7 separate regions of the Mus musculus genome follow, and regions 2, 3, 4, 5, 6 and 7 are each linked to region 1. A link is a loop called in an ENCODE intact Hi-C map of the cell type or tissue named here. Cell type or tissue: heart. All regions are shown on one strand.

Evidence for each region. A loop is a pair of places that touch in the nucleus more often than their neighbours do. Peaks named below come from ENCODE experiments on the same cell type or tissue, not always from the same donor. Only the 100,000 strongest peaks of a DNase experiment are listed, where the experiment ranks them.
Region 2: a loop joins it to region 1, with 4 times the contacts of the local background. A loop is called at or near these places in 6 of 42 quality-filtered maps.
Region 3: a loop joins it to region 1, with 2.6 times the contacts of the local background. A loop is called at or near these places in 3 of 42 quality-filtered maps.
Region 4: it touches region 1 in a loop (2.1-fold over the local background); 4 of 42 quality-filtered maps call a loop at or near these places.
Region 5: it touches region 1 in a loop (2.2-fold over the local background); 3 of 42 quality-filtered maps call a loop at or near these places.
Region 6: a loop joins it to region 1, with 5 times the contacts of the local background. A loop is called at or near these places in 3 of 42 quality-filtered maps.
Region 7: a loop joins it to region 1, with 4 times the contacts of the local background. A loop is called at or near these places in 6 of 42 quality-filtered maps.

Annotation. Positions count from the first base shown.
Region 1 is chr6:92,939,311-92,943,310 of GRCm38, reverse strand. It overlaps Adamts9 (a disintegrin-like and metallopeptidase (reprolysin type) with thrombospondin type 1 motif, 9), which reads left to right. Exons shown (of 40, transcript NM_175314.4): 1 at 1-270; 2 at 864-1,264. The coding sequence starts at 156. 9530026P05Rik (RIKEN cDNA 9530026P05 gene) reads right to left here and starts at 2,729. Exons shown (of 3, transcript NR_015530.2): 1 at 2,502-2,729. In heart, CTCF peaks have their summits at 1,777 and 1,976; DNase peaks (open chromatin) are centred at 1,080, 1,860, 2,350 and 2,870; H3K4me3 peaks cover 3,606 bases; H3K27ac peaks cover 3,760 bases.
Region 2 is chr6:92,867,339-92,871,338 of GRCm38, reverse strand. Adamts9 (a disintegrin-like and metallopeptidase (reprolysin type) with thrombospondin type 1 motif, 9) reads left to right here. Exons shown (of 40, transcript NM_175314.4): 22 at 1,240-1,404. It overlaps Gm15737 (predicted gene 15737), which reads right to left and starts at 1,982. Exons shown (of 2, transcript NR_169058.1): 1 at 1,845-1,982. In heart, no CTCF peak of the experiment used is centred here; DNase peaks (open chromatin) are centred at 1,298, 1,468 and 2,018; H3K4me3 peaks cover 848 bases; H3K27ac peaks cover 2,162 bases.
Region 3 is chr6:93,271,920-93,275,919 of GRCm38, reverse strand. No RefSeq gene overlaps it. Among named protein-coding and RNA genes, the nearest start is that of Gm46968, 41 kb to the left of the region's middle. In heart, no CTCF peak of the experiment used is centred here; a DNase peak (open chromatin) is centred at 1,589; H3K27ac peaks cover 1,665 bases.
Region 4 is chr6:93,312,514-93,316,513 of GRCm38, reverse strand. Gm46968 (a long non-coding RNA gene) reads left to right here and starts at 1,780. Exons shown (of 3, transcript XR_001785331.2): 1 at 1,780-2,032. In heart, no CTCF peak of the experiment used is centred here; a DNase peak (open chromatin) is centred at 1,643.
Region 5 is chr6:93,305,888-93,309,887 of GRCm38, reverse strand. All of the region lies in intron 1 of Gm46968 (a long non-coding RNA gene), which reads left to right. Among named protein-coding and RNA genes, the nearest start is that of Gm46968, 6.8 kb to the left of the region's middle. In heart, no CTCF peak of the experiment used is centred here; no DNase peak of the experiment used is centred here.
Region 6 is chr6:93,230,918-93,234,917 of GRCm38, reverse strand. The region is part of intron 3 of Gm38863 (a long non-coding RNA gene); the gene reads right to left. Among named protein-coding and RNA genes, the nearest start is that of Gm38863, 39 kb to the right of the region's middle. In heart, no CTCF peak of the experiment used is centred here; a DNase peak (open chromatin) is centred at 2,087.
Region 7 is chr6:93,074,328-93,078,327 of GRCm38, reverse strand. All of the region lies in intron 1 of 9530026P05Rik (RIKEN cDNA 9530026P05 gene), which reads right to left. Among named protein-coding and RNA genes, the nearest start is that of Gm38863, 120 kb to the left of the region's middle. In heart, no CTCF peak of the experiment used is centred here; a DNase peak (open chromatin) is centred at 2,277.

The DNA of each region.
Region 1 (4,000 bases):
CTGCAGGACCTCAGCGACTCCTAAAGTCAAAAAGTTGGCGGCAGGGCGCCGGGGTTCCGCGCGCTCTCCAAGGCTGCTGCCTCGCGTCGCCGCCAGCCACCAAAGCCGGCAGGAGGGAGGGGGTGGGAGAAGCGGGGGGAGGGGTGAGGAGCACCATGCAGTTAGTATCCTGGGCCACACTGCTAACGCTCCTGGTGCCGGACCTGGTTGAGATGAGGAGCCCTGACTCCGCGGCGGCCGTGCGCAAGGACAGGCTGCACCCGAGGCAAGGTAACATGGCTCTGAACCCTGAAGCCCCCCCCCCACGCCCCCACACACTCCATCGCCACCTTCTTGAACACGCTCTGGGGCGGGCACCCCGCAGTAGAGGCCTCTCTCCTTTTCCTAGAAAGAATTACCTCTCCTTTCGGAACCTCTCCCTTCTCTGGGTCATCCTTAGTCAACTATTAGGGAAGGAAGCACTGCAAGAATTTTAGGGCCACCCCCACCCCCAGTCCTTTTTACCTGACTTTTTTTACCCTCCTTATCCCTTGACCCAAACCAGTCCTAATTAATAGCTTGGATCACCAGATAGCACACATTTTATTTTATTTAGGATATTTATCAGAATCTGTAATTATTTTATGTTTTTATATTTGTTCATTGTCTGACTTCAAATGCTGTAGTCTCGGCCCCTCACCTAGTTCTCGGCTGTTACTATTACAGTAGGCGCTCAACAAATATTTATCCAGTGGTGGAGCGTGAAGGAATTGACTCGAAGTGGCTGCGAAATAAATTAGGACAAAGCCCCCCATCTTCTTTTTAAATTAAAGCTTTCGGGGGAAATGACTGATTAGCTCACTTGCCTCTGTTTCTCCCTGCAGTGAAATTATTAGAGAGTCTGAGCGAATATGAGATCGCGTCTCCCATCCGAGTGAACCCCCTCGGGGAACCCTTTCCCACGAACGTGCACTTCAAAAGAAGGCGGCGAAGCATTAACTCTGCCTCTGACCCCTGGCCTGCCTTCGCCTCCTCTTCGTCTTCCTCTACCTCTTCCCAGGAGCACTACCGCCTCTCAGCCTTCGGCCAGCAGTTTCTATTTAATCTCACCGCCCATACCGGATTTATCGCTCCACTGTTCACTGTCACCCTCCTTGGAGAGCCAGGGGTAAACCAGACCAAGCTGTATTCCGAGGAGGAAATGGAACTTAGGCACTGTTTCTACAAAGGCCATGTCAATACCAAGTCCGAGCACACTGCGGTCATCAGCCTGTGCTCCGGAATGGTAAGTGGGCGCGTGCCCCTTCCCTCCTCCCCGCCTCCTCGTCTGCTTTTTTAAGACTTAATTGCACCCTAGTCTGAACCTACCGAGTCTATGCTCTGGCGTTAAATATCAACCCTGGCTTAGTTCTCGGGAATTGGGGGTCCACCAGCATAGTGTGTGCTCTTACACTCGAGAAGAGAAGAGTGTACACATCTGTCCCCCAGAGGGTCGTGTATCATTTGGAGCTGTCTTAGATCGGATGGATTGGGTTTGCTGTAAGCAGCCCAACTCTGCAGAGTAGGTTGCATGTCGGTTTACAAACTCAGAGAAAGTTGCTGGGTTGTGGTTTCTTGTAGCAAACTTGGCCGCTCTGGGGCTGTGCAGCTGAGCGCAGGGCGGACTCAACTCCTCATTGGCGCGTCCTGAGTCAGGGTTGTAAACTGACAATCCCTGGACACCCCTACTGGAGTGCTGGGATATCTCATGTTGTGGACGCGGCTATACTACAGTGTCCCCGCGTTCTTTCCTCTCGGAGCCTTTTATCACGTGCAAGGAATTTTGAAACTGAACCAGATTGACAGGGAAGCGGATCCTGTCCGGGGAAAGGAAGGGTGGGCCAAATACTCTGAGAGCCGAGAGTGAAGGCGGAGCCTGTCTCTAAGGCGGTGTTTAGGGTTGGAAGGTGGCGGCGGGGGAGGGGTGGTGCACTGCAGTCCGACTCTGCACCCTGCTGGCGTGGTGACTGGAGGCGCTAGAGTAATGGGAGAGAGCCTGGAGAGGTAGCCTTAAAAAGAACCCTATTCTAGAACCTGTGGCTGTTTCAAAATATAGGAATAGAAATGTATAGCTCATGTTTCTCTAAGAAGGTTGGGAGGACGGATACCACCCAGTGCTGTCAAGTAGGCATTTAGTACGAGATCCAAGTTGGTACCTCCACCTCTTCTTCCTGACCCCTTCATTACCCTCCATTACCCTCCATTGGGGCTAATAAGGTATCGGTCCCCAGCTCCTACGACAGTCGAGAGTCATGTACAATTCTGGACCCAACTAGGGTGGTCCTTCACTTTCCCAAGCGACGTGCGTTTCTACCACGCGCGTATGACGCAGAAACTTTCCCGCGGCTGGCTCTCCCAGCTCACTGCACCGCGCCTTACGCACAATTGGCTATTAAAAGTCTGTGCCCCTGGCGCATTTACCCTCTCCCCTTGACACACACACCCTCCTCCTCCTCTTTCTAAATGGGGGCTTGGGTACTCACTCGCATGCTCGGCTGCCACTTTTGCTGGCTGGTTCTTGCGTCTTAAATTCCAGGTCTGGAGGTTATATCCTTCTTCGACCTCCAAGAGCCTGCTCTTGGATCCCGGCAGGAGCTCCGCAATCCCGAAGACTGGGAGGAGGGAAGGTGGGGTGTGGGGAAGGGGTTGAACCCCTTTGCCCACCAGCTAAGTGCTGGGAATCCTGGCTCCCAAAGAGCTTCCTTGAGATTGATTGGGGGTAGGCGGAGACCGCGGTTTAGCAAGGGGAGGGGATGCTGCGTTGAGTCATCGCGGCCTCAAACCTGGGCCTGGACACAAGAATGGCTCCAGTCTTTGAGAGGTATCACCTAGGTAGACCTAGGCTGAAGTCTTGAGGCGGATCCCAAACAATCAGTGCACCCCACTATTTAAAGTTAGGGACCCCCAAGTCCTGGATCTTAGATACGGCTGCTTGTGTATTTCGTTGGTAAACAGTCTTTACTCCTCCTCTTTCCCCGCCTACACACCGGTGGAATCTGAGTAGCCCCAGCAGTTGTATAAATATTTTTCTGCGTAGGTCCTTAATTTCCATTGGTGGTTTTACATGGTAACACAGTGCACGTGGTCTTCTTGAGAACGGAAAACCGGGGCTCCTGAAAAGACTCTCTGGAGTATACTATCCCCAATAACACGGCATGTAACTTGCAGCATGTCTCTGAGGGGGGGGGGGTCGCTAAGGAAGGGGCTATATATATTTTTTAAATAAGCGAACCAGGTTTTTATGTCTTTAGCCACTAATCTAGCTCAGAGCTTCCTGCCTTCTTTGTCTCCTGGAATTATTTCCTCCCAAGACTCCTCTTTATCATTTCTGTAGCCTCTCTGTATAATGATGTTCCTCACTTTGCCCAGGAAGGCCTCCAGGAAATCTGCCCTCAACAGAGTGATCCGACTCTGTATGCCCCACACCCACACCGCCAACCCACCCCTCCCATTTGCAGTTTTCTGAATCCCATCTCACACATTGCTCGCCTCTGCTGAGGGAATGCCTGTGCCTCAGTTTTGTTTTGGGTTTTTGTTTTTTGTTTGTTTGTTTTTTGTTCTTCTTGTTCTTGTTCTTGTTCTTGTTCTCGTTCTCCTTCTTCTCCTTCTCCTTCCTTTCTTTAGGACAACGGTATGAGAAAGACCTCCATCTACCTGCTTCTCTCCCAGTTTATGTTTTCTTTCTCAACCCCTGCCACACACCAGTATCAGGTCAATAAGCAGGCTTCAAAGTCTCATTGCCACCCTTTGTTCACGTAGCTTCCACACCTCCTTATATCCTAGTGAACAATATCAAACACACAGCTGATAATCAGAGCCTAACATTACATCCTCTCACACATAGCCTATGCCCAATTTCATCTTAGTTCTCTCTTCTGAAATTCTGTATTTCAAGTAGTTGGCTTTATACTTTCTCTAAACTCTCTTAATTTCCAGTGATACATACATATATATATATATATATATATATATATATATATAT
Region 2 (4,000 bases), 72 kb after region 1:
TAATACTTTAGTGTCCAGTTGTTCATGAAGCCAGGTGTGGTGGTATATATCTTTATTCCTACTCTTGGGAGATCAGGAATTCAAGACCACCCTTGGCTGTGTGTACTATAGTGAACTTAAGGCTTAGCCTGAGACTCATGAGACCCTCTTCTAAAAAAATAAAAAGTAAAGGAGAGGAAACTTTTATAGCAAACCCTGACTAAACGTGTGTTTGAATAAATACTGAACATACAGCCTAACTGTTCCAACACTTCGTTAACACTTAGTAACCTTGGATAAAAAGACTGGAATGGAAAGAGTAAAGAATTGAAGAAAACATTCAATTATTTTACTTTGTCTTTTGTACTTTTTAGGCATTTTTTAATTTTTCCAAAGTGAGCCCAAATAATAATGATAATTATATTTGACATACTTTTCTTTTTGAGAATGTCATACATGAATACTGTACGTGCTAGACACTTTAGTTTCTCTGAGTCAGAATTATTGTTACCCCCATTTTATAGATGTGAATATTGAGGCACAGAGACACTGTGACTTGGTTATAGAGGTGTCAAGTTGGTCGGACTTTTAATTCTTCACACTGAACCTCTGTAATGGAAAATCCTGACTTCTGTTTGTTTCTCAGAGCATGGTACTCTGCTTTTCTGTGTTTGAATCTGGCCATAATACAAAGGGAATAAGAAAAAAGATTCTGGAAAAAGAAAAGAAGGAGATGGGGGAAAGAGTGGAAGGAATGGGGCAGGAGCAGCTAGTGGGAGCAAATATGGATGAGAAGCATAGTGATAAATACTCATGAGAATTTCATAATGAAAACGAGTAAGAACCCAGAAAGGGGGTTGAGGATGTGGCTCAGTTGGAGGAGCATTTACCTCACACGCACAAAGCCCTAGGTTGGAACCCCAACAGCGTGTAGCCCAGACTTAGTGGGCACCACTACAATGACAGGAGGTGGGAAGTAGAGGCGAGAGGATCAGAATCTTCAGTGACCCTCAACCTCATGGGGAACTGGAGGCCAGCCTGGGCTTCAGGAGGCTGTGCCAGGATAAAAAGAAAGAGGGAAAGGAGAACGAGAACAGGATGAAAGGAAGCGGAGAGCAGTGGGTGTTTGCTCATTGCTGTTCAGTAGTGGGGAGGGGCCAGAGGTGGGAAGAGGCCACCTGCTCTCATTCGAGAACAGCCCCCACGGGCTCCAGCACATTGATCACAAGCAACCCTGATGGCCTCTGCTTTTCATTCCAGTGCTTGGTCACCTGTGGGAAAGGGCATAAGCACCGCCAGGTCTGGTGTCAGTTTGGCGAAGATCGATTAAGCGATAGAATGTGTGACCCTGAGGCCAAGCCGGAGCCCATGCAGACGTGTCAGCAGCCAGAGTGTGCAGCTTGGCAGGCGGGTCCCTGGGGACAGGTATTTTGAATGATAAGATTCTTAACTGCATTCTTTCCCCCCTTATCTGGAGAGGGGCATTCCAGTGGTGGGGTTTTACTGCTGCAGCTGCCACCGCCGCCGCTGCCGCCCGTGATGTTGTGACTTGGCCTGCACTGTGCTTGAGCAGCTCCAGATCCAGCACATGGGACTCAGTGGCTTGCTGTCCTGCATCCCTTCCAGAGTTACCTTGCCCTGCTGGAGCTGATTACTCCAGTTACAACTCCATGTGCAGGTTTTCACCCTGTTTTAAACTGCACACAAGTATTTAAACAAATTCACAACAGACGTGGCATCTGGCAGATGTAATTCTCCCCGGGGTGAGCCTCTGTGGGTATGTGATTCTGCCTGCCAGTGGAATTGGACCAGAATGTCTGGGCTGTGCTTTGGGAGGGATATTTCGGGAGGAATCCAAGACTCACCTCTCATAAATAAGTGAGATTCTTCAAATGTAGTCAGATCAAAGGGGTCCAGCATCCTAATCATCGGGTTGAGAATCTTTTCCTAGTCTTCTTGTGTGTAATGGGTTCCACATCTACCATTTCAAAAAGAGAGAGTGCACGTCCCCTGGGCCCAGTTTGCTCTTGGAATCTAGTCTTTCCTAATATAGAAGCAGGAGAGTGCTGTGTACTATTTAAGCAGCACTCCGAGTTCCCAGTAGAAGTGGAACAGCTGTCTGCTGTCACTTATGCAATCTGTTGAAGAATGACTCCCTCTGCCCCCCCCACCCCCCCCCCCCCACCCTGACCAGCCATGGCCACTCCTGTTCCTTAGCCTCTGTCTCCATTTCTAAACTTGCATGCAATACACAGGCAGCTTTGTAACTATGTCTCGGCCTTCCTCATCCTTACTGATACTGTCTTTAAAATTTGTCTTACATTTTTTTAACACTTAGTGTATGGGGGGAGTGTTAGAGAGGAGAGAGAGAGAGAGAGAGAGAGAGAGAGAGAGAGAGCTAGAGAGCTGTCTGTCGGGTACATGTGGAGGCTAAAAGACAGCTTACAGAGCTGGTTCCTCCCTCCACCATCTGGGTCCTAAGGACTCAAGTTGAGTCTTTATTTTGGAAGCAAGCACCTTTACCCACTGAGCCATTTTCAGACCCCCATACTGACACTTTTCTGCTAGAATCTTCTGCTCCAGAGATACTCCAGTCCAGTGGCAAATCATGTCTAAAGAAAGAAAGTCCCTTTATCCTTTCAAACAGTGTTTCTTATTGGTCCAAATAGCTATAGCATTGCCTGAGTAATGAGAGGCTGTTCACATACCTTGGGCTCACTCTCAGGAAGTGACTGCATATCTACTACAACTCAGACCAATTTCTCATCCATCTCTTGCCCATCTCTCTTACAAGGAATCTGGCCTTTCTCTAACTGATCATGCACCTTAGGCAAACACTCATATCTAAGGTATTAGAAAGAATTTACAAAATATGTGTTAGCAAAGAGGAAAAAAAATCAAACATACTGCTGACAGAGCACAGAAAAAAAAAACCCCAAAAAACCAAAAACATTTTTAAGCTTTGCATTGGAATTGTATTCTGCCTGTATTTTTGATTGAATAGAAACACAGGACATAAAATTGACTATCTTAAACAAATAGGTATTATTCACTGTATTCATGTTTTATGACCTCCATCTACTTTCAAACCATTTCCAGCACCCCAAAAGAAACCCTATATGCATTCAGCAATTATTTGCCATCCCCCTCTTTGTTAGCCTCTGGCAACCTCCCAGTTTGTATTTGGGGTCTGTGGATTTGCATAAGCTGGACTTTTCATAAGCATGGGCAGTTGCGTGTAACACACATCCTCTGTGGCTGGCTTCATTCACGCTACACAAAGCTTCACTCATCTGCAGAGGAGCATGTCTGATACTGCTTGCTGTCAACTTCTGAATCCTACCCCACTGTGTGGATGAGTGCCTAAAGTAGATATTTGGGTTCTCCCCACACTTTGACAACTATGAATTTTCTTGGCGTAAATGAACAATCATTTATCTTAGTGCTCAATGACACTTATTTGGAATCTGTTACCCAGGGATATAATTGCTGGCTCCTATAGTAACTCTGTGTTTAGATTTTTAACTTCCAAGTGGCTTTCCCTGGAGGCTGTCCCATGTTCCATCCTTCTAGCAATATATAAGCAATATACAATTTCTTTCCTATCATTGTCAACAGTAACTATTTTCCGTTTGAAATTGTAGCCCTCCTACTGAGGGTAAAGTATTGTCTCACTATGGTTTCTGCTCCTATTTCCCTAATAGAAAAAGATGTCAACCAATTGGCCATGTGTTTGTCACCATTTGAATGTTTTCTTTGAAGAAATGTCTAGTCAAACTTCCTGTCCATTTAAAAAGCTTAGAATGGGGCCTCTCTGTGGCTCTGTAGGCAGAGTGCTCTTCTAGCATGGGCCAAGTCCTGAGTTCATTCCTAGGACTGGCCATGGCACATACACTAGGAATGCTGGCATATCCCTATCACTTCAGTAATCAGGAGATGGAGGCAGGAGGATCACAAGTTCAGAGTCAACCCTGATGACATAGACAGTGTGAGGGCAGCCTGAGCTACATGGAACTCTGTC
Region 3 (4,000 bases), 330 kb before region 1:
TGCCTTTTGCCTTCCTTTATCCACCTCCTTTCCCCTCATTTTTCTTCTCCCATTCGCAAGCCCATAGAGAATACCCTTCATGAACCCGCAACTAGATCTTAATTTCTTACTTAAGAGAATAATTGGGTATTCCTTGATAACTATAATGTTTAAAAAGCACTGGTAGTAAAGGCAATTGCTTCCTAAGGACAGTTATTTTTGGTGGCACTAGGAATCAAATCCAGGACCTGGCCTATGCTAAACTAGTGTTCTACATGGAGCTACATCCCCAGTCCCTCCCCTGCAGCTATTTTTGTTGAGAAGCTCTATAACATTTCGCAAGACATAGCCAAAGTTTGGGTGGCTAGCTTAAAATACACCAAAATTTTCCAAATTGTTGCTGCTACTATAAATCCAAAGTGCAGCTGAGATTTCAAGGCTGACCTTACTGTTCTAAAAAATGCAGAAGGGGAGTAGGAGCCTGTTTCTGTGGAGGGTTTTGAATTATCCTCATCATCTAATATTCATGCTATAAAAACTCTACAAAAAATGCTATTTCCTAAATAAATGTCAAGAGTCTAGATGGCATTCAGTGAATGATTCTAAGAAGAGTGCAAACAGTGTTTCCTTAATTAAAAGCAAGCAAAAAAAGATGGCTAATTAAATGTCATCATGTGAAAGGGAATGAGTGGGAGAAAGAGAGAGCTCCAGGGGAGACCATGTCAGAGAATGCCTCCGACTCTCACGCGAGCCCGCACGGACGACTGGGAGATACCTGCCCCAACTGCTGTAAAGCCAGGTCCAGCAATGCTAGAATATTACCAAAAACTGAGCTCCCAGGGGGAAAGGCCTAAAGTACGCATCCATCCATCCATCCATTCATTTCGACCTCCCTCGGTATTTCCCTAGTGAGATAAGATCTCACTCCGTAGGCCAGGTTGGCCTGGAATTCATGATGTTCCTACGTCCAATTGCTGAATTATAGGTATGTGCCACCATGCTCAGTCTTAGCGTCTTCTGGAAACCAAAATAGTGAACGGGAATCTATGCTGTTATTATTCAAAAACCAGCAAACTGCTGGGCCACTGTGTCTTCCGTGCTGAGGAATTGCTAAGCACACTACTGGACACTATTTCACCAGGTAAAGTTGTGTAGAGCGCCAATACATCATTTTATTTATTTATTTATTTATTACCAGACATTGGTATGACTGCTCTCATCCCTATTTTGAATCAGAACAGTTATTTCACATGAAGTAATGGGTGGGCAGGCAGTACCCCACCAATTTAGCATTCCAAAGCTTCCAAGTGTTAGCCTGAGCCTAGCTTGTTAGGGCTGCCTTGGCCCAGACCCTAACAGCTCCAATAGTAGGATACAATTCGCCTTCCTGGCCTAAATTGGCTTTGAACCACAGGACTGGAACACTGCCTGCCCACCACAGGTACACTGCCTGCTGGCGATTCACTTTGTCATGACTCTGCACGCTCTGTGCCTCGTTCTGTACCATCACTCCTCAGGATATTTCTCCCCAGGTTGAAAACACACACCCTACTTCCAGCATCTGCTTCAAGTTTCCTGGATGGCCCGGTAATGTGTTTGTTTAACTCACTTAGCGTTGGACTATAGATTTTGCCAGTGGCCCTTGGCACACCGGCCTCAGGATGTTTGTTTTTCTAAGTTCTGCCTTATCTTACTTCCTCTGGAAAAGCCTCACTTTTCACAGCTTGGCTGAAGCTTGAGCCAGCAACTCTCCTGAGCCCTGCCTAGAGCGTTTGCCTGAGTGGGAGGCTAAATGATCTGCAGTTTGGAAATCATGAGCACTTTGCCATGTAGTGTTTCATCCGAAGGCGAGATGAACAGCCTGAGAGTGTGGCTGAGACGCTGAGACTGCATGAGCAGCAGGCTTCGTTTCTGTCCGCTCCATTTTTTCTCACCAGTGCCTGGAAGTTAGCTGAAGTTTAGAAAGTCTCATACATGGGATGCACTTGGATTGCTTGTTAAAATTCAAGTTCCCAGCTCAATATCCTCTGAGAGTCCAACTTAAAACAGCTGGAAGGGCCTGGGCCAATTATTAATTAATTCATAATTGTTTCACTACTTTTGGGCCGTGTTTTTAATTGAAATATCCCTCTACTGGTCATCGTGACGAAATATTTTCTAGATCGTGATGGGAGAAACCTTCGTGAAGCACTGGGAATCTGCCATTTGAGCATCTCCTATCTTGTTCTGAATCCAATGTTAGCTCACTGATCACCCGAGTAAGTGATCCGAACCCTTTGTCTTCAAGTACGGACAGAAGTTAAGGTTGCGTAAAGGTCTGGTGGATTTGGCACACCATGTCAACGAAGAGTAGTTCTAATTTTTATATTGTTTTCCCAAAAGCATCACAGGGGAAATGAAGACAGTTTTAAATGTGCAGAGAGCAGGCCTAGAAACCAAGGCCACATGCACAGAGGCTGAAGTCTGAACAACAGAGTGAAACTGCCTTTCTCTGTCTGCCATTTCTGGTGATCTATAGAGCGTGCCTCTTCTTGGCTTGGGAGTGTCTTGAGCTTCTTTTAGCAGTCTCTGCTTCTTCATGGACGGGAGCTTCTAAACGCCTAGGTTAGCATGGCCAATTCTCTCCATATGCTCCTCAAACCTCCTTGCTGATTTCTAACTTGATGTCTGTCTTCCTGCTAGAGGCTAAATTCCGATAAGGGGTGGGATCTAGTTGCCCGCTCCTGTCCTTATTCCCGGGCTTTGGAAGAGGAGCCTCGCATATAACCTTTGTGGATACAAGTTAGGACGTACTTTTTAGAAAGTCATTAGTGCTGTCCAGCTTGGGGAGAGAAAGCCTACACACCTCAGCCTGCCTGCCACAGGACGCTCATTCAAATGGACAGTGTGAATGTCCTTCCAGTGAACTTATTTATTTCTAATATTTTTTTCCAGCCAGCCAAAAAGTTTTCTGCAACATCTGAAGGCAATATCAGGCCATTTTATTAAAGAAGGGCAAAACCCATAATGAATGTAAAGAGTTAGACAAATCACACACGAAAACCCCAGATAACAACATCAATTTTTGTTAGTTTTCCATGAACCAGCTGAAGGGGCGATCTAAATGATGCATTGCTGCAGCCCATCGGGCCTCTCATGGATGGCAAGAAAAATTAGTGGGGTACAGACCACATTATTCTATTTACCAATCCTTGAAGCTTTTTTGTGTCTCAAGTCTTTCCCGTTCCTCACATGGAAACATCTTACATCAGTGTTAACATCTCACAGAGAAAAGGTGATTCACCGGGTGATTAAATTAGCACCATGTTATACCTGTGCTGAAGTCTTGGAGAAACAACAACATTCATGCATCATTTCCAATCTAGAAAGGCTGAGCTGAAATTTTTCTCTGTTGTCTTTCTGTTTCGGGTTCTAACCCCAAACGGAAAGCCACTTTTATATCCTGTAACACATGTTTCTTGTGAGGAAAGAAACCTTCCAAGTGCAAGTAGGCTCAGGAAACAAATGCAGAGCTCTGTTTCTGTTGGCATGGAGTCACTGAATTCCTCTCTTCTGGCTGAAGTTTCCGTTTCTGTGCTATAGAAGGATACCTGGGACAAGAGTGAGAGAGGCTCAGCAGTGCTTTACCCTGTGCCTTTAATCAGCTTAGTCCTCACTACAGTTTAATCAACAGGAGCGTCCCTTAGACAGAACAGTTATTCTTCATTTTGCATACAGAAAATCAGCTCAGTACCATAGACTCCCAGGTCCATATCAATCAGCATGTGAAAGTGCACATAAATACATCTCCAGTCTTTATTTTGCAAAGTCGTGGAGATGCCACGTTTAAGGTTTTTTTTTTTTTTACAGATTTCTGTGCATTTCTTTGAACCCATTTATTTTCTTTCATCTGGTAAAGAAAATATACAGAACAGGAAGGAACATTTTATTCCCTGGCCGAATGCTAACAGCTGCAACTCCAGACTGCCCCAGAGTTCTGTAAGGTCATTTTACAGGGGCAGGGAATTCAGCCAGTTTGATG
Region 4 (4,000 bases), 370 kb before region 1:
AAAATTTATTCCCGGTGCTGATGTATTTTGGATGGGTCTGAAACAACATTCAGCAATTTTCACCTAGAAAATACTCTCCATACTATATTACCCTCAGGAATGTAGAGCCAAAAGCAATCTGAGATGGTGGCTATGGCTGAGCACATCAAATGTACTAACCCATTTTGTCTTGGGTTTGGCATGGGTAAGATGTTGGCTGTAGCTGTCACCAGAGCAATATTTTGACTTTATGGTTGTTTGGGAACTTGAGCCTTGCAGTTTAACATGTTTGGATTGGAAAACACAGGCTTTGCTTACTCCTAACTCCAGGGAAGCTGCTGCAGATGAGCAATAGTGACTTGGCATTTTCAGACATTTTACCGATAACTAACATTCTGATCTCCATCACCTTTCCTTTAAAAATCGACCCACTAAGCCTGGTGCATGTGGCGCATGCCCGTAACCCCAGTGCCCAGGAGAGAGAAACAGAAGAAGCATTGTTAGGAGCCATCCTTGGCTACAAGATGAGTTTGAGACTAGTCTGGGCTGTACAGGAGCTAGTCTGAAAATAAAATGTGCAACTATTTTCAGAAAGTTATATAACCATGTTCTAAATCAGTAAACTGATAATAATAGCTTCATATGAATAAACCTGTGGGAATAATAATGGTAATAAGACATATGACCTTTAGAGTAGAGGCTGCCATTTAATAAATGCTCCAATACATGTATAGAATTTTATAAAAAATATTGCCATACATGAGCACATGAGTGGGCAAATGTAATCGAGGCAGGGGAGGGTAGCATCCACCTTCCATGTGCATATGTGGAGGTCAGAGTACAGCTCAGGTCCTCTCTTTCCACTCAGCCAGTCAGACTCAGTAAATAGCACTCTTACCTGCTAAGTCATTTCGCCAGCCTTAACTATATCTAAATTTATTTTAGATTTTGTTGCATGTACATAATTTTAAACTAAGCATTGTTATGGTTTAAAGATCCAGCTGCGAAGACGGCTCAACTGGTCAAGTACTTGTCTTTCTAGTACAACCTAAACTCAGCCTTCAGAACCATCTATAAAGTCAGGTTAAATCTTAATCCCAGAAAGGAGGTGACAAAGAAGAGGATGCCTGGAGCACACTGGCCTGCTGGTCAAGCCTACTTGGTGAGTTCCAGCCAATGAGAGACTGTCTCAAAAAGAAAAGCTACATGAAGAATGACTTCAGAAGATGACCTTTAACCTCTACATGTATGTATACACATGTACACATGCAGCTGCGGAAAAACACACACACTTAATTAATTAAGATGCAACAAATCACAACGAATGGCTAGAACCTTTGTAGCCTACTGCCTTTAGAACCACAAAGTGTATATATACCCTTAGCATAAAATGGTCTGATCAAACATATTTAGAAGGAAACCCCTGTTAAGGATATAGCTCAGTAATGTGGTGTTTGCTTAGCCTGCACAAAGCTGTGAGTTCAATCCCCATGGCTGCAAAAAGAAGGCCCCCATCCAGTAAATGATGCCGGAATCCAGTGCTTGGCTAATCAAGGTTATGTGTGTGTCACAATGAACATTCCTTAGGAGCTACGAAAGAGCCAGAGTTCCTTAGGTACATAAAAGTGTCCTTGCAAACACAATGGGCTCAGTAAAACAATAAGCAGGAGGCTAGGAAACATCTTCTAAGGAAGGCATGTCCTTTTTCCTCAGGTCTCCATGCCACCAGTGTTAGCTGACCTCAGAGTTAATAACAGCCCTGCTGTTTCCGTGTCGCTCTTCTTAGAGGCGTGTCTGTCAGGGAGGGAAAGCATTCTCTTGCTGCCAAAGATAGCTGTTTTTCTTGGGTCAGACCAAGTGCCTTTTTGCTGAGCTTCAGAATTCAGAGTGATTAATTTACTGAAAGTTCTAGAGGGTCAATTATGTGGGATCCCCTATACTTGGAGAGGTGGAGGTGAAGATTGCTTTTGGAGAAAGACAATTGCCTCGCTATCTATACTGCTTTGCAGAACAGCCGGAATCAAGACAAACAAAAGATGCTGGTGAGAGAAAGGTAGTTTCACTCTTGATTTATTGAGATTATCATGACCTTCAAAGAGTCAGTAGGCTTGGATAAATAAGGATGTAGTATTTTTAAACTTCAGAATATGGGTTTTTTTTTTTTTCCTTTCCACTTGAAAGCCAAAAGTTGAAGGCTGAGTGTTTGCTAGAGCTCTGGTTCTCCCACTTATGAAACATGATTGGGACGTATTTCTCTGTCTACTCTAGCTTCAGCAGGATATGATAAGATTCCTTCCTACGAGGTTTGTGGCAGGATTTAGAAACAAACAGGTGCACATTGAGCATCCATACCTTTCTCAGGGATGCTTCTGTTGCTGTTAACCTACTGACAGGAGCCGGACGAATACTGTGCAGAAAGCGTGTGAGGTTATCATCTAGTTTACAATGCACACCAAGCTGCAGAGAGTCTATGGATGGATAGTACGCTCTCCTCTAGATTGTCAACGTGCCTGCTCTTTCCTATTTTAAGCTACGAGTCAAGGCTAAACTCAGCAGGATGGCAGTTTGAAATCAATTGGTTTTGATCTTAGCTCTTAGTCTTTTGCTAAGTACTTGGATATTATCTGTTGGCACAATACATGTTCATTGTTCTGTGATTTCCATGAGGGAACCAGTAAACCAGGCTTTTCTCCCATTTAGCATGGTTTGTCTACAAATGTGATCCTAAACAAAGCTATCTACATCTCTCTTTGCATCGCACTCTTATTTTCTAACTTGTATTGTTACCTGCTTTTCTTTCAACTGCAGTAAAAGTGTGATAGAATGAAGTTACAAGAAGCAAATTCAGTGAACTTTGTGTGTGTGTGTGTGGTAAGAATATGATGTTGACCAAACAAACAAGGCACAATGCATGCTTGTCTTAGTTGGGGTTTCCATTGCTGTAAATAGACACCATGAGCAAGGTCACTCTCATAAAGGCAAATATTAGGGGTTATGGGACTGTTCGGATGGCTTATCTGATCCTGATTTAACTTTGGTATTTGGTGTCTGTCTAGAAAACTGTCCATTTTATCCAGATTTTCCAGTTATGTTGAGTATAGGCTTTTGTAGTGGAATTTGGTGATTTTTTGAATTTCCTCAGTTTCTGTTGTTATATCTGTCTTTTCATTACTAATTTTGTTAATTTGGATACTGTCTCTGTGCCCTCTGGTTAGTCTGGCTAAGGGTTTATCTATTTTGTTGATTTTCTCAAAGAACCAGCTCCTGGTTTGGTTGATTCTTTGTACAGTTCTTTTTGTTTCTACTAGGTTGATTTCAGACCTGAGTTAGATTATTTCCTGCTGTTTACTCCTCTTGGGTATATTTGTTTCTTTTGCTCTAGAGCAGGTATGCTGTCAAGCTGCTAGTGTATGCTCTTTCCAGTTTCTTTTTGGAGGCACTCAGAGCTATGAGTTTTCCTCTTAGCACTGCTTTCATTGGGAAAAGATCTTTACCAATCCTACATCCAATAGATGTACAATATTCAATATGTACAAAGAACTGAAGAAGTTAGACTCCAGAGTCAAACCCTAATAAAAAATGGGGAACAGAGCTAAACAGAGAATTCACAACTGAAGAAACTTGAAGGGCTGAGAAGTACTTGAAGAAATGTTCAGCATCCTTAGTCATTAGAGAAATGCAAATCAAAACAACCCTGAGATTCCAGCTCACACCAGTCAGAATGGCTAAGACCAAAAACTCAGGTGACAACAAATGCTGGTGAGGATGTGAAAAAAGAGGAACACTCCTCCATTGTTGGTGGGATTGCAAGCTGGTACACCACTCTGGAAATCAGTCTGGGAGTTTCTCAGAAAATTGGACATAGTACTATCTGAGGACACAGCTATACCACTGCTGGGCATATAACCAAAAGATTCTCCAACATATAACAAGGACACATGCTCCACTATGTTCATAGCAGCCTTATATATAATAGCCAGAAGCTGGTAAGAACCCAGATGTCCTTCAACAGAGGAATGGA
Region 5 (4,000 bases), 370 kb before region 1:
TCCTCTTATTCTAAGCTGTCTCCCTGGTGATCTCAACTATCTTCTATGGCTTCCTATCACTTATAATCTTACTTGACTTTTATCTTGCCTTGATCTTGCCTCCTAATTCCTGGCCACAGAGCAATTACCCTTATACCATCTTTTGAATGCTTTTCATGTACCTGATGCTGAGATGATCCAAGTGTGAGCTCCTTCAGGTCTGACCCTCTTTCAGGTTCTCTTGGTGAATAGCAACATTAATTTCTTTACTTGCTTAAGAAGAAGCCAGGTAACTCCCATCCCCTTAACCCCATATTCATGACCAGCTCTTATAGAATTGATCCTCTAAGTCTCTCTGGAATTCATCCCTACCTTTATTGCTATCACCATAGTCCCAGTCACCATCTGATCTTTCCTGAAGAATGAAGGTCACCTCTGACTGTCTACTGCATCCATGCTCACCTCCCCACAGTTTTCTCTTCACTCTGCAAGGCACTATCTTCTATGATAATAGAAACTGGTCATATCACCCTCATCCTTATAATTCTTCAATTACTTTACACAGTGGTTCTTAAAAGAGTAGCTGTGGATTCCATCAGTATCACCCAGCAGTATTTTTTGAAATGAAAAATTTTATATCAGGGTCCTGTCAGCAAAATTCTGTTGGCATATGCAATAGTATCTGGGTTTGTTGGGGATGGATCCCCAGGTGGGGCAGTCTCTAAATGGTCCTTCCTTCTGTCTCAGCTCTGAACTTTGCCTCTGTAACTCCTTCCATGGGTATTTTGTTCCCTATTCTAAGAAGGAACGATGTATACACACTTTGGTCTTCCTTCTTTTTGAGTTTCATGTGTTTTGAAAATTGTATCTTGGGTATTCTGAGCTTCTGGGCTAATATCCACTTATCAGTGAGTGTATATCATATGTGTTCTTTTGTGATTGGGTTACCTCACTCAGGATGATATTTTTTAGTTCCATCTGTCTGCCTAAGAATTTCATAAATTCATTGTTTTTAATAGCTGAGTAGTACTCCATTGTGTAAATGTACCACATTTTCTATATCCATTCCTCTGTTGAGGGACATCTGGGTTCTTTCCAGCTTCTGGCTATTATAAATAAGGCTGCTATGAACATAGTGGAGCATGTGTCTTTATTAGCAGTTGGAACATCTTCTGGATATAAGCCCAGGAGTGGTATTGCTGGATCTTCCGGTAGTACTATGTCCAATTTTCTGAGGTGCCAAACTGCCTTCCAGAGTGGTTGTACCAGCTTGCAGTCCCACCAGCAATGAAGGAGTGTTCCTCTTTCTCCACATCCTCACCAGCACTTGTTGTCACCTGAATTTTTGATTTCAGCCATTCTGACTGGTGTGAGGTGGACTCTCAGGGTTGTTTTGATTTGCATTTCCATGATGATTAAGGATGTTGAGCATTTTTTTCAGATGCTTCTCAGCCATTTGGTATTCCTCAGTTGAGAATTCTTTCTTTAGCTCTGTACCCCATTTTTAATAGGGTTATTTGGTTTTCTGGAGTTCAGCTTCTTGAGTTCTTTGTATATATTGGATATTAGTTTCCTGTCGGATTTAGGATTGATAAAGATCTTTCCCCAATCTGTTGGTGGCCTTTTTGTCTTATTGACAGTGTCCTTTGCCTTACAGAAGCTTTGCAATTTTATGAGGTTCCATTTGTCGATTCTCGATCTTACATCACAAGCCATTGCTGTTCTGCTCAGGAATTTTTTCCCCTGTGCCCATATCTTCCAGGCTTTTCCCCACTTTCTCCTCTTATGCTTTATTATTCTTATTATGAGTGGATTGAGAGTCACATAGGAGATTAGCAAAGTGTACATGAGTGTAGGTGTATGTGTGTGTGTGTTTCTATTAGGTCTTTGACTTGATGTGTGGGCTGACTGATGAATTCATAACATGATGGTGTTATTAGGAGGTGGTGAAATATAGGTTAGTTCTAATTGGAGAAAGTAGGCAACTTAAGGGACTGTACATGGGGGTATACCTTCCCATATGCTACCTGTGTATCTTTCCTCTGCTTCCTGGCTGCTGTGACATGAGCAGATCTGCGCAGTTAGCTTCTATTATAAACCCCACAAGGGACTAAACCCTCTGAAACCATGAGCCCAAATCAATTACTCCTCCACTTAAATTGATTATATATCCAAACCATATCAGATTAGATACTTCTATGGTGTCTTGTCATTTCTTCAGCATCTGCTGCTAGGCAGCACATAGACATATATATGCTGGATGAATGAACCCACCAGTATGCAGATACTATGAGGGGAAACTAATATCTGAGTCCTTGTAGTCAGTTCCCAGTATTAGACTAGTTGAGATGATTTTTCAGGTGATTCATGGGCTAAGCCTAGCACAGAGCCAGGCACATGTGTCCTTTATAAACATGATCCCTGATTTTCATCTTTATTAAGATTCCATGGTTATTATCCCTAATTATTCTACTTTGCATAAATTCACATAATCAGAAAGGTTGAGTTGGAACCAATGCAACTTGTGGACAAGAGTATGCATTTTAAAAGTATAAGGCGAAAATATTTATGTAATTTACCCATTAAAAATTTCTAATGCACCTACTTCAGAAAATTAGTTTCAGTCTTGTCATTCTTTACTGCTGCCACTCACTCATTTATTCAGTAATTAGGGACACCTGGTCATACTGTGCTACGCTCTGAGCATACAAACCCTGGAGCATTCAAGCATGGGTCCTCTTGGAGTTGACAATCAAGTGGAGAACAAGATACTTACAGGTCCCTTGGGGCAGCACTTGTATGCTGGCAAATAACACAGAGAAGTATGAATGCTATGTCTGAGAAACAGAAAGCTCAAAGTAGAGCGGATGGTATTTTACCATCCCAAAGCTCACACTGGCAATCAGATTAAAAGCCAGCAGGGTTCAGCTCATACCAAGCCAACCAACTAGGGTATGTGGTGGTATGTGATAGAAACCAAACCGGTGAGGTTTGTCTTTCCGTTTAAACAAAATTAACCTCTGAGTGAGCTGATTCTGTGTTTTCCTATGAGTAGAGTTTTCATGCAAACCAGCTCACAAGAGGACAAAAGTGTAAGGTCAGCTAGGAACTAGTCTCACATTGCTAACCTATCACCTCCCCGACTCCCATACATGCATAGGAGCTGCGAATGATTTTTTAATTTTTTTTTTCTCTGCCTGATTTCTTTACCACTGTGAACACCTGGAGCCAAAGATCCTTTTCATAGCAGTTTCAAAGCAATCCTTTTTTCTTAGTTTGCTACATGTTATAATTTTTTAAAAATATCATCAAATATTCATCACTGTTTTGTAAAGGTGAAGTTGGGGGGATCCAGAGCTTTCCAAACCGGGGCTTACCTTACCAGGGGGATCCAGAAAGTCTTTCAGCAAGACTGCCTTGAAATCGGCTCAATTACTTTATTTCAAAGGACTACCCAGGTGCTGTTTGACCTTCAAACATATGGGCTGCTGAAGCAATCAAAGTCTCACCTGTTCCCATAATGCCCAGGGAACAGAATGGGGAGTGCTTTCATATTCTCTGAGTTTTGTGGAGGGATGATTAGATTTGGGCTCAATGGGTTATTTACTTTCGTCTTCTCCATAGTGGCAGGCTGCTGTTACCTTTTTTGAAGGCACATCCAGGTGTTAGTAACTACTAAAATAGAGAGACAGGGGAATACTTGGGACACAAGAGCAAGAACTTAAGCTCTGAGCCATAAAAGAACTGATTCAGGACATAAGAAGTCACAAGAAGACCTCAAGCTGTGTCTCAGGCTTAGGACATGAATTGGTAGCCGCAGGTAGCTGAGGTGCCACAGTGGCTTTTTCCTTTTTCAGGCAGTAGGGTGACTGCTGGTGTTTTAAGACTTGTGACCATGTTACGATCATTCACGCTTTTCTTGGGATTTTAAGTGAGGAGGCTTTTTAACCTAACAGCCCACAGCTTTTGTTCATTTATATGAGTATTTATTCATATTTATTTATAACTCTCTGTGTCCATG
Region 6 (4,000 bases), 290 kb before region 1:
TTAGGTGTGCCGATCTATAAGGAGAATGCAAAGAGACAGAGAAAGCACGTTTACACACCCGTATCAAGTGTTCTACCTTTTCATCTGCTAATTCCCTCCATGCACAGCTATTTGCACACTGGGTGATATCACCCAACAGCTGTCTTGGACTGGAAACTGAAATGCCTGTAGATTTCCAGTCTTTTGTCTTACCTACCCAACAATTTGTCTCCTTTCCAAAACACTAAATTAATAAGGGAATGTTTGGCTCCCTTTGCTGAGAACTGAATCCTATAGCTTTAAAGAAAGCATTTCACAACTTCCCTAATGTTTTAGTGTAATTGTCTAATTTAGTCTGTAATTGTCAAATTTAATTCCAGATTTGCTTTCAAGAATCATTAACTGTGATGTCTTACGGGTATGAGCTTTACTACTTAGTGAAAAAGAAAAATAGATTTTTATAAAAGTTTGTTTTCTAATCTGCAGTTTGGAGGACGTGTGTGTGTGTGTGTGTGTGTGTGTGTGTGTGTGTGTGTGTGTATGTGTGGGAGGGTGTGTACATGTGTATGTATGCGTGAGTGAGTGTATGTGTGTATGTATGGGTGGGTATATATGTGTGTGTATGAAGGTGTGTGGGAGTGTGTATGTGTGTATGTTGGTGTATGTGTGTGTTGGTGTATGTGTGTGTGTGTTGGTGTATGTGTGTGTGTATTGATGTATGTGTGTGTATGTGTGTGTGTTGGTGTATGTGTGTGTATGTTGATGTATGTGTGTGTATGTGTGTTGGTGTATGTGTGTGTGTGTGTGTTGGTGTATGTTTGTGTGTGTTGGTGTATGTGTGTAGGGAGGTGTAGTGGGAGGGATGATACTTTATTTGCCCACTGTACCCAGGTTGACCTATATGAGAACCTTTATGTCTGGTATATTATAGGCTTGTAGATCCCTTGGGTACAATGAACAAAGCTTCCTGTGTCCCATTTTGTACAATAATTAATCAGTTTAATTACTTATTACCCTTAATGAGTATCATTATTATCCATTCTTACTAATTGACATAATATTACACACATACATACAATTGCTTTCTCAGTGAAATATAGATTTCTGAGGCTCTTTCTCTTCCTCCTGATCTACTCTTTCATCTTGCTCTCTGTCATTACAATATCCATCCTCTGCTCTATTTTGGTCATTGCTTTCATTCTCTTTATACTTCAAAACGTTTGTTTATGTGAGAGTGAGACCGTTGCCACTGAACGCTTCTCCAGACTGCCACTGGATTACCTAGGGACATGCAAACATTAGTTGCAGCTCAATACATTCCTACAAACCTTATCTGTTTAACCAACACCTAGACTGAGGGAAAGAATCCAGAAATTAGAGAGCACTTGACCTAATCATAACAAACAAAATAGGAGCTCACATTCTGCTGTCTCCCTACTCCCCCTTTAGCCATTTACTTTTACAGATTTAAAAAAAAAAAAAAAGCTAATGAAAAGTTCAGAAGGAACAATCCAAGCTAAGGGAAATTCAACAACAGAACTGGTCCTGAGGATCAATTGAAGAGAACTTGGGCCTATGATCTGAGACCCTATCAGAATTTGTGCCTGTCTATTCTCAGTTGCTAAAGGAGCCTTCCTGTGAAATTGATCAGTCCCTCACAGGGGACCAAGATCTCCCAAGCAGTCAGGATTGCACCCCTACATCAGGCTTCCTTGCAGGAAGCTGTCATACTTTCTACAAAGCCATTTCTTAGGGTTTAAATGAAGTTAAAACAGCATGTCTCTACAGGGACTTAAAGTCTTGCTTTCCCTTGGGGTCCTTGCCTTGAAAATGTCAGTGAAGCTCAAAAATAACAAGGGAAAGGCTCCCTGGCTAAAGACCAATCTCTAGTACAATGATTACATCATGAGCTACATCATAGAAATGTTTTCCTGGTTCTTATATAGAAGCTGACATACAGGACTGTACTTGTCTTCCGCTCGTGTTGAGATCGTGTGCAGATTTCAAACTTTCCTGTTCTGAATGGGTACAAGCTGTGATATTGCCATTCAAGGACTTCCAGTAGCGGCAAAAGGAAAATTACGAACCAACTCCCCTCAGAGAGGAAGTGCCTATTCAAACAGCCGCTGTTGGCTGTGAGCACAGGCCGCGGTTACCTCCTTCCTACCAGGAATGGCCCAGTGTCCAGCACTGTTGCTTCTCCAATCACAGGCTGTTAAGATTGGCATGTCAAGAGGATGCTTGGCAAGTGCAGCGTTTGGCAGAGCCTCATTTATCCCATAAGTACTCTGGGAAAGAATTAGCTACAGGCATTTTCCCCAAAGACAGAATTGTGCATGTGCATTGATTCTGTTTAATTTATAACAAATACCTCTAAAGGGGGTGGTGGAACACATATAGCTTGGAAATCTTCTACACAATCTATTGACAAATGTCTCCAGGATTCCCCTTTGTTTTTCCTCACCGCTGGAATGGAATGTGAACAGGCAAGAGGTAGTACACACACTACAGACAGGACAGGCCTTCGCTATGTCCCTCTCTCATTTACGTCTAAGATTAAAGAAAAACTGAGCAGAATTACCATTTGGTTCATATTTTTATTGCCTCCTAAAAGCCTCACTTTATAAGCGCTGGTGTCTGCTCTTTGCCCGGGTCACATTTGGGATGGAATAACTGGAGATTCCCAGAAAGCCCCTCCCTGATTGCTGTTCCTTTCACCTTTCCCACAGTCCTTGTTCTTGAGGTCAAGACTAGACACTCTTGATTGTGGCAATGGGGCTGTATTCCTGCCAAGAGCTCTGCCTAGATGTCACTTGAGAAATACTGGACAGATGAATTCTTCTCATCACTCCTGACTCCAAAGTAGGCTGTCCCTTCCGTGGAAATACTGATGACGTTTCAATGTGGCCCTTACAGGAATCTCCTTTCAAACCACAAGTAACCGTCATGAGGATGGTGCATTATTTTTCTAGTTGGTGTGATAAGATACCCGAGAAACAGCTTAAAGGGAGGATGGCATTATTTTGGCTTACAGTTTGAGGATGCAGCAAGATCACGTGGTGTGGAAGGTATCGTGGCAGGAGCCTGAGGCATCCTCAGCCAGGAAGAAGAGAGTAATGGATGCTGCTTCGCACTCATGTTCCCTTTTCATATGGTTGGGTCTCCCCACACTCTAACCTAATCTAGAAGCTTCCTAATAGGCATGCCCAGAAGTCGATCTCCTCTGATTCCAGATCCTGTCAAATTGGCATTATTGACTGTCACAGATGGCATTTAAGTTATTGCTATAGCATCATTACTTTAACCTTCCTGCAGTTTACCTTCCCATTTGTAGGCCTTATCTAAAGCCTGGCACTGGGCACTGGACCAAGTGGACAGCTTTTAAGAGGGTACTCATAGTCCCTTCCCTACAGAGCCCCATTTGCTAGGACACAGACACTATGCTGGCAGATATCTAAGTATGATAAGTGTAGAATCTTACCAAGAAAGGTTCCAAAGGACTGGGAACCCGGGTCATCTCATCAGATACTTTCCGGTGCACTTCTCCTAATGAGGATAGTACATACTGGCAGACACTGGAGCACAGTAAGGTCTCATTATTATGTCTCCCAGCTGTAGTAACAGGTCCTAAGGTGGCCACCTTCTAATGAGGCTCACATTATACCTTCGGGTAAACTTAAATCCAAATTAAGACAAGAATATAGAGGAAGGGGAACAGGCAGGCAGAGAGAGACAAGAATAGCGGAGAATCAACAATAGAGATGTGTGTGTGTGGGAGAGAGAGAGAGAGAGAGAGAGGGAGGGAGGGAGAGGGAGAGGGAGAGGGAGAGGGAGAGGGAGAGGGAGAGGGAGAGGGAGAGGGAGAGGGAGAGGGAGAGGGAGGGGAGAGAGGGAGAGGGAGGGGGAGAGGGAGAGAGGGAGAAAGGGAGAGGGAGAGGGAGAGGGAGAGGGAGGGGGAGAGAGGGAGAGGGAGAGGGAGAGGGAGAAAGGGAGAGAGAGAGAGAGGGAGAGGGAGGGGGAG
Region 7 (4,000 bases), 140 kb before region 1:
GCTCCAATGCCTTCCCAGTAGCAAGTCTTCCATATTTGGGTGTCAGTATCTAGAATTTCTTTGGGGAAGGCTGCCTCTCCATACTCCATTACTGTGGTTATCTTAGAGCTATGTCTATTCCAACTCCATGATTGGTCATGTGATAGAGGCCTGGCCAATGTGAACTTCATTGCAGGCTCAGTGATAGGCTGGTGATCCAGTTAACACTAAGCAGTATCTGTGGACTTCTGATGGATGTGCAATAGGATGTACAATAGTAGTCGTTAGGGTAGAGTCAACTAACCTAGAACCTTGGGGGCTCCCAGAGACTGAACCACTAGCCAAAGAGTGAGCATGGGCTGGACATAACTCCTGTCCCCCTAGAGATGCAGTTTGGTCTTCATGGGGGACACTCAACAAATGGAGTGGTAGCCGTTCCTGAATTTGCTGTCTGCCTGTGGATCCAGCTTGTCTGGCCTCAGCAATAAACAAGGATGTACCTAGTCCTACAGTGACTTGATGTGACAGTGGGGGGATACACAGGGGAACAACCCCTTCTCAAAGGAGGAGGAGGATATGGAAGGAGGGAGTGGGCAGAGGCTGATATTGGGATGTAAAGTGAAAAATAAGTCAGTCAGTCAGTAAGTAAGTAAGAAAATAAATAGTTGGGGCATGAAAGTTTGCTTTTTCACATGCTGTAGGCTGTACAATATAAACTCTGGAGCCACTACCTAGCTAAAGTTTTACAAAAGTGAAACAGATGCAGAGAGAATTGAAGTGAAAAGATTTGAAAAAGACCAAATCTCTTGCACTGGCCAGTGGTACCTCACTTCTTCAAGCCCATGAGCTAGCACATCTCAGTTTTCAGATACTTCCAAGAAAACATTTCTAACTCCAGGTACCCAGAAGAGTATCTGGCTACTGAAAATCCTTAGAAAGCATTCCTGTAGCTAACTGAATAGAATTATTTTGTACTTACCTGCCCACACGATAAGGTCCTAAAACCAAAGTCAAGTCCAAAGTTGTTTCTTCCCAGTTTCCAAGGTAGTACTTGACATGTGTCTATTGAGGACTCAGAACTCTATGTTCTCCTTCAGTGTATGACACAACTGCAGGGAGATACAGTGTGGTTAAAGAAATGCATGTGGCAGCCAGAGCCACGCCTGGTGTTTGCAAGGCATTGAAAACTGATGATAAACCTGCTGATGGTGTCCAAACCATCTGCTAAGCTTCCCCCATGGACAATTTGTTATGTGTGTGGGATAAAGATGGTTGAGAGACTAACTGCATAGGAATAATACAATTGGCATTCTCCCTTCTAGTGTCTTGTCACTCTTAAGTGAACATGTTTGTTCTTGGATTTCTCGTCCAATTAGAGTATATGACACTTCTTGGTTTATGTGGCCAGCCTACAATGAAATATTTGCTAGTCTTTACCCAATCCATAGCAAAAGACTAACAGAAGTTATGCATGTGGATTTCACAACCAATTGGAACAGGGAAGAGTGTCTGAAGTGAGCCAGGCCACTGTTTCCTAGATAAAGAACAGTGTTAACTTAGTCATTCCATGTGAATGGAATCCCCACATGTGGCCTTGGGAGATGTGGGTGGGCATCTCTCCTCATTATGTGAAATAAGCAGAGAAAACAGCAGATGAATATAGCAGAGCTGCATACCGTGGTCTCAGGCCTAGTCATCTCTTCCCGGGGCCAGTTCTAGTCTTGCCTGAGTGCTTACTGCTCTCTCCACACTATTACACAGCAGAATTCTTGTGTCTTTACACTAGGTAATGATTTTATGTTGATGTTGCCCAGGCTGATCTCAAACTGACTTGGACCACCCTGAATTAATCACCCAGGTTATTAGGACAATATGTACACACCTAGGTAGTTAGTTCTTCATCTAGGGATTGAGTAAACCCAAGGTAATGTCTGATTCCCTCCCCCTCCCACCTAGACAAAAACCTCATACATTAAGAAAGTCAAAACTTTCTTAAGATGGGAAATTACCCAGGTGAGAAAGTCAATGGCCATTTCCCAAACCACCAAAGACATTTCCCTCAGCACCAAGAAGAGGAAAATCAAGCTGCCCCATGCAGAGCTAGGATAACATGCATTGACTGCTCCATGGTTCACAGAGCTGCAGAACATGAATTCCTTCTCAGTCTTCAGCCTGCTGCTGAGCTGGGTGATTTATTCCTAAGTCCCATCCCATGACTTCATAACAGTGTTTACACCATAAAGACTGCCAAGTCGAGATAGCATGCTTGCACCATCCCTGACATGGAGATAAGCGTTCAGATGATCAATGAAGCCAGTGTCCTGTACAAGCACAGCAGGTGGTTTGACAATCCTGTGTCTTTATGGCCACAGAGGAGTCGGAATTCCCCAGCTTGGCTCAGGAAGAAGAAGCCGGCATGGTGACTGTGTCAAAACACATTGGTGGATTTTTCTTCTCCCGTTACTGTTGCTCATTGGCATTTGTGGAAGATAGCAGATTTCAGGTTATGAAATCTACATTTCCTGCCTGTTGTTTCAAAATTATGTGGTACAAGGGAGTATCATCCCCTCTAACACACAAATGAATTGGCATCACCATAAACAAACAAAACAGTCAAAAACCCAGCCTATCTTTGGTCCTTTGCAGCTGAGCAGATAAACCATATAAAACAATAGGAATTGTTTTGTTTTGGTTTTTTTTCTTTTTTTTTTTTTGGCCTTAAAAAAATGACCTTTCCCTTGCTTGAATTGTAAGATGATACACATATTATTCGATGTCCTTTTTTCAATGTCTAGATAAAGTTACGGATGTCACGTTAATGACATCTGCAGATGATACTAAATTGGGAAAGGTTCCTTTTATTCGTAAGGATAATGTTGTATAAAGGCTGCCAGATACAACAGCATCACTGAGAGAGAAGAACGAAATAAAGAAAGTTATATCCTAAAGGAAGAGAATAGGAACTAAGAAAAATGAAAATAAACCTGTGAGTAGAGAGAACTCAGACAGATGAGCCCTAAAAACTTCTCATATCTACATGGACACACAGTGGACAGCAATTAGAAGTTCGAGTACCCTGGGGAATGAGAACTGAGCTATTTTTAGTTCCACAAGCCCAGGCATTGTGTCTCAGAACAGATAGTCTTTTCTTCTGAAACTTTAATAAGGCCGCACCTGGCATGGGGCGTTCAGTTCTGGAACTGTACCAGAATGACATAAAAAACATTCTGAAATGGAAATTTTCAGGTTTTTTTTTTTTTCTTTTTGGTTCTTCTAAGAATGCAGCCATCTTTATTTTTTTCCCCAGCTATATCTAACAACGTATCAGCTACATTTGTTGATTGGCTTCTAACTGAGTATATCCAAAAGAAATGTGAATGCCTAGTAAGTAGATTGTCCCCAAATCATCATTTCCAAGCCCCAGGCTGGCCTGCTTCCCAAGTGCCTGTCGAAGCCTGCCCACTCCCCAGTGTTCCAGTCTCAATTACTGAACTCAATGACTCCTCTTATTCCAACTGCAGAGCATTCTGTGACTCCACTCTTTAAACAACACATCTTACTCACAGTCAATTGCTAATAGCTTTACCTGCAAATAGACCCAGGCTCTAACCACACATCATGCCCTCGGTTGCTACTCCACTGATGCAGATCACTTGAGCTGCCTTCTCAGAAGACCCTGCTGAGCCAATAAGACCCGAGATGGTCTGCTACCCCGTGTGTCACTGCTCACATTTTCTACTCCTGCCTTGCATTCTCTGTCACGCTCTGGCATTCTCCCTGTTCCTAAAACACCAAAGTCAATCTCTACTTGGGTTTTTGCCTTTGAGATTCCCTGTGCCGGGAATTGCCTTGTCCGGGTGGTCACATATCTTTCCTCCCTCAGATTTTGCTTCAACATTGCCTTTCTTTTTGGGGGATGGGGTGGGTGAATGTCACAGCCATGCTAGGATTCATGTCACATACCCCCTTTCCTCTTCTCAGCACATTATCTTTCCCAGTCATTCCTTCCTCTGCCTACAGT